Regions from separate parts of the Homo sapiens genome. Here region 2 is linked to region 1. A link is a contact called in ENCODE Hi-C or POLR2A ChIA-PET data. All regions are on one chromosome and are shown on one strand. The core of a region is the stretch at or near the end of the contact, and the rest is flanking DNA. Distances in the headings are between cores, read along the strand shown.

Evidence for each region. A loop is a pair of places that touch in the nucleus more often than their neighbours do. ChIA-PET counts read pairs that join two places held with the same protein, here RNA polymerase II (POLR2A). Pooled maps may share reads with other maps.
Region 2: a pooled map shows a loop between it and region 1 (7-fold over the local background). The contact joins the promoter of LDLR-AS1 here to the promoter of PNPLA6 in region 1. A Hi-C loop is called at or near these places in 1 of 50 pooled maps. POLR2A ChIA-PET finds 5 or more read pairs at or near these places in 2 of 52 experiments (activated CD8-positive, alpha-beta memory T cell and activated T-cell).

Annotation. Positions count from the first base shown.
Region 1 is chr19:7,534,364-7,537,063 of GRCh38, forward strand. PNPLA6 (patatin like domain 6, lysophospholipase) reads left to right here and starts at 1,354. Exons shown (of 32, transcript NM_001166114.2): 1 at 1,354-1,657; 2 at 1,828-1,910; 3 at 2,086-2,183. The coding sequence starts at 1,426. RefSeq lists an enhancer at 1,189-1,428.
Region 2 is chr19:11,088,262-11,090,961 of GRCh38, forward strand. LDLR-AS1 (LDLR antisense RNA 1) reads right to left here and starts at 1,398. Exons shown (of 1, transcript NR_163945.1): 1 at 807-1,398. LDLR (low density lipoprotein receptor) reads left to right here and starts at 1,202. Exons shown (of 18, transcript NM_000527.5): 1 at 1,202-1,354. The coding sequence starts at 1,288. RefSeq lists enhancers at 1,456-2,051, 2,052-2,645, 2,363-2,542 and a silencer at 2,033-2,292.

The DNA.
Region 1 (2,700 bases), core at 104-2,603:
CCCACGTCTCGGCAGGTGTTTCCACACCGGTAGCCAGCTGTGCCCTGAGGTGGAAGAGGACCGGCCACCCAGGAATTTTCCAAGTAACGACTCGGAGTCTCCGGGATTCCTATCTCCCGGCCCCCGAATTTCCATTAATATTCTAGCGATGTCAGAAACATCCTCAGCTTCCCAGAAAAATCCCAGTAATATTCCAGCATCTCTCAGTATCTTCCAAGGAGCCCGGACGCCCTCCCCAGGCCCGCTCTCATAAGCACCCCAGGAATGTGCCCACCCACCTCCTGGTTTTCCCAGCAGTAGTATTGTAATCCTCAGAATCTCAGTAACTTTCCAGTGACCCCGCATCCCCACCCACTAATCCCAGCGTCTCTGGTTACGCCTCCCAGCAATGGCGCCACCATCGGTCCCGGAGTCCCAGTGATGCTCTGTGCCATAGAGCCCCCATAACTTCACTACTACGTGATAGTAAATCCCCGGCAAAAACCAGCAGCGCCTTGCAAGCCCACGCCACCCCAAGCATCCCAGGACTCTTCTGAAACGTGGGTATCAGACGCCTTCCGCGGATGCCCCGGCAGTACTCCCGTGCCTCCCAGCTCCTGGGTCTTCCCCGGGGCAGGCTTGCGTCGGGAGCCGAGTATCTAGGTGCCCACTCCCGGACCCCACGGTTTGCGGGCCCGTTTTCCTGGGGTGGGGCATTCAGTCTTCGACGGAGTAGGGGGTGCGGCCTGGGGGGTGGGGTGGTCAGGCTTGATCAACCCTGCAGAGGGCAGTGACCCGGGAGGAAGTCACCAGGTGCAGAGGACCGTGCCCTGTGGGGACCTGCCTGCAGGCTGCTGACAGTGGGTACCAGGTCGGCCTTTGGCCCCGGGGTGGGGTTGGACAGGCGGGCGTCTGGTAGGCCCTACGCGTAGGCGAAGGGAGCAGGAAGCCGGGGACCCGCCTCATCTCCTGGCCAGGGCCGAGAGGTCGGTTTGCTCCATCCCTTAGTCCCGCAGCGCCCCTCTAGCCTCGCCCCTGGCAGCTGGAGACGCTTCCCCCGCCACCCCAGAGGGCAGGGCTTGAGCTGGGGGCAGGGCTTGAGGCAGGGGAGAGGTGGGCCCAGATTGACGACTTGCACGGGTTCCTTCGACTCCTTGATTTCCCAGGACTCCGGGCTACCAGATCGGCCGTCCAGCTGGAATCAACCGATGGAGGCTCCGCTGCAAACTGGAATGGTAAGGGGTGGGGCGGAGACCGGGTAGGTGCCGGCGTGGGGCGCCAAGAGGACTACAACTCCCGGCGTGCTCAGCGCGCATTACGTGGTCTGGCGATAACGCGCTGCGTCCGCTCGGGCGGAACTACGTTTCCCGGCATGCACTGCGGGCCGCCGGGCCTCAGGGAAGAGTCGCGCCCCCGGGGAGGGAGCAGCACTGGCCCATTCTGCAGATGGGGACATCGAGTCACGGGCTGGCTACGAACTCCTCGGGGGCGAAGGTGGCGGAGAGGGATGGGTTCCAGGACGTCCTGGCGCCCGGGGAAGGCTCGGCGGGACGGATTTGCGGTGCGCAGCCAGTGCCGTTCGTCCCTCAGGTGCTTGGCGTGATGATCGGGGCCGGAGTGGCGGTGGTGGTCACGGCCGTGCTCATCCTCCTGGTGGTGCGGAGGCTGCGAGTGCCAAGTGAGCACCCGAGGGGCCCCTCTTGGGAGGCTGTATGGTGGGGGGCCCAAATGCCCGGGTCCCGAGGCGGCAGAGATGGGGATTTGCTGGCGTCTGTTCGCGGTACCCCAGCTCTGGCAGGGTGGAGTCTGCACAGAGCTCGGAGTGCCCCTGTCCCCACCTATCCCCAGAAACCCCAGCCCCGGATGGCCCCCGGTATCGGTTCCGGAAGAGGGACAAAGTGCTCTTCTATGGCCGGAAGATTATGCGGAAGGTGAGTCCGGGACCCCTGGGGTCCGCCCTGACCACACAGAGGCCGCGCCCCTTCCCTATTTACACTTCTTAGTGTCCGCCACCGCTCCTTCCTTGATGGAGACCCCCTGGATCCGTCTGCCTCTTCTCCAAGGTCTGAATTAGCAATTCACCCATCTCCGCCTTCATTCTCCCAGGTGTCACAATCCACCTCCTCCCTCGTGGATACCTCTGTCTCCGCCACCTCCCGGCCACGCATGAGGAAGAAACTGAAGATGCTCAACATTGCCAAGAAGTAAGGCTGTGCTGGGTGTGACCTGGTATTAGGGGTTATCTCAGGGGCCTTTTGAGTAATCAGCTTACACCAAAGTGTTGTGGAAGTCTTCCCATATTGGCTGCGCGCTGTGGCTCATGCCTGTAATTCCCAGCACTTTGGGAGGCTAAGGCGGGCAGATCACCTGAGATCAGGAGTTTGAGGCCAGCCTGGCCAACATGGCAAACCTCATCTGTACTAAAAATACAAAAATTAGCTGGGCGTGGTGGCATGGGCCTGTAATCCCAGCTACTCAGAAGGGTGAGACAGGAGAATCACTTGAATCTGGGAGGTGGAGGTTGCAGTGAGCTGAGATCATGCCACTGCACTCCAGCCTGGGCAATAGAGTGAGACTCTGTCTCAAAAAAAAAAAAAAAAAAAAAAAAAAGAAGAAGAAGAAGAAGAAAGTCTTCCTGTTTCAGAGAGACATCTCTGGACTCTCCTCTCAGAGCTCTTCCACACCAGACATGCTGTCTCTAGGGTATCTCTTCCCTGAGGG
Region 2 (2,700 bases), core at 148-2,647, 3.6 Mb after region 1:
GTTGACGCTGCAGAGAGCTGTGATCACGCCACTGCAGTCCAGCCTGAGTGACAGCTGGAAATAATGATAAATAAATAATAAATAATTATTTAAAAAATTATAATAAAAATAATTAAAAAATTATTTTCCCTGATTAATCTTTTTTTTTGTCCTTCTGAGAGTTCAATTTGTCCCTTTTCTGCCTGGTCTCCTAGGTTTCCCTAAAATCCTGCTGAGAGGTTAGCACTGCCTGCCAAAGTCAGTTTGCAAAATCCCAGAGAAATCCAGCTTATTCCTGGGGGAACCGCCAAGACTGCCCAGCCCTGTGTGGGGTTCAGGCAAGTTTCTCACATGTGCCTTTTTGGCAAGAGGCCTCTGGCAACCCCATGAGTCCCCAAAGAGACTCAATTCTAAAAGTTGGTCTCCACCAGCTCTCTGTGGCTTAGGGGTTCAAGTTCAACTGTGAAAGCCCTGTTTTGTTTTGATTTTGCTTTGAGGGAGAGGAAACCGCCCTTCTGTTTGTTCAACTCCTTCTCCTAAGGGGAGAAATCAATATTTACGTCCAGACTCCAGGTATCCGTACAATTGATTTTTCAGATGTTTATACTCAGCCAAAGGCGGGATCCCACAAAACAAAAAATATTTTTTTGGCTGTACTTTTGTGAAGATTTTATTTAAATTCCTGATTGATCAGTGTCTATTAGGTGATTTGGAATAACAATGTAAAAACAATATACAACGAAAGGAAGCTAAAAATCTATACACAATTCCTAGAAAGGAAAAGGCAAATATAGAAAGTGGCGGAAGTTCCCAACATTTTTAGTGTTTTCCTTTTGAGGCAGAGAGGACAATGGCATTAGGCTATTGGAGGATCTTGAAAGGCTGTTGTTATCCTTCTGTGGACAACAACAGCAAAATGTTAACAGTTAAACATCGAGAAATTTCAGGAGGATCTTTCAGAAGATGCGTTTCCAATTTTGAGGGGGCGTCAGCTCTTCACCGGAGACCCAAATACAACAAATCAAGTCGCCTGCCCTGGCGACACTTTCGAAGGACTGGAGTGGGAATCAGAGCTTCACGGGTTAAAAAGCCGATGTCACATCGGCCGTTCGAAACTCCTCCTCTTGCAGTGAGGTGAAGACATTTGAAAATCACCCCACTGCAAACTCCTCCCCCTGCTAGAAACCTCACATTGAAATGCTGTAAATGACGTGGGCCCCGAGTGCAATCGCGGGAAGCCAGGGTTTCCAGCTAGGACACAGCAGGTCGTGATCCGGGTCGGGACACTGCCTGGCAGAGGCTGCGAGCATGGGGCCCTGGGGCTGGAAATTGCGCTGGACCGTCGCCTTGCTCCTCGCCGCGGCGGGGACTGCAGGTAAGGCTTGCTCCAGGCGCCAGAATAGGTTGAGAGGGAGCCCCCGGGGGGCCCTTGGGAATTTATTTTTTTGGGTACAAATAATCACTCCATCCCTGGGAGACTTGTGGGGTAATGGCACGGGGTCCTTCCCAAACGGCTGGAGGGGGCGCTGGAGGGGGGCGCTGAGGGGAGCGCGAGGGTCGGGAGGAGTCTGAGGGATTTAAGGGAAACGGGGCACCGCTGTCCCCCAAGTCTCCACAGGGTGAGGGACCGCATCTTCTTTGAGACGGAGTCTAGCTCTGTCGCCCAGGATGGAGTGCAGTGGCACGATCTCAGCTCACTGCAACCTCCGCCTCCCGGGTTTAAGCGAGTCTCCTCTCTCAGCCTCCCGAATAGCTGGGATTACAGGCGCCCAACCACCACGCCCGCCTAATTTTTGTATTTTTAGTAGAGACGGGTTTTCACCATTTTGGCCAGGCTGGTCTCGAACCCCGACCTCAGGTGATCTGCCCAAAAGTGCTGGGATTACAGGCGTCAGCCACCGCGCCCGGCCGGGACCCTCTCTTCTAACTCGGAGCTGGGTGTGGGGACCTCCAGTCCTAAAACAAGGGATCACTCCCACCCCCGCCTTAAGTCCTTCTGGGGGCGAGGGCGACTGGAGACCCGGATGTCCAGCCTGGAGGTCACCGCGGGCTCAGGGGTCCCGATCCGCTTTGCGCGACCCCAGGGCGCCACTGCCATCCTGAGTTGGGTGCAGTCCCGGGATTCCGCCGCGTGCTCCGGGACGGGGGCCACCCCCTCCCGCCCCTGCCCCCGCCCCTTTGGCCCGCCCCCCGAATTCCATTGGGTGTAGTCCAACAGGCCACCCTCGAGCCACTCCCCTTGTCCAATGTGAGGCGGTGGAGGCGGAGGCGGGCGTCGGGAGGACGGGGCTTGTGTACGAGCGGGGCGGGGCTGGCGCGGAAGTCTGAGCCTCACCTTGTCCGGGGCGAGGCGGATGCAGGGGAGGCCTGGCGTTCCTCCGCGGTTCCTGTCACAAAGGCGACGACAAGTCCCGGGTCCCCGGAGCCGCCTCCGCGACATACACGAGTCGCCCTCCGTTATCCTGGGCCCTCCTGGCGAAGTCCCCGGTTTCCGCTGTGCTCTGTGGCGACACCTCCGTCCCCACCTTGTCCTGGGGGGCGCCCTCGCCCCACCAGCCCCGATCAAGTTCACAGAGGGGCCCCCGGCCACCCTCAAGGCCTCGGTTCCTTACGAGGTTGAAACGTTGCCTCAGAATCTCCCCGCCCCTCCTTGGTCTGCAGCCGAGATCTTCAGCCACGGTGGGGCAGCTATCCCCCGGGACCGACCCCCTGGGGTGGCCT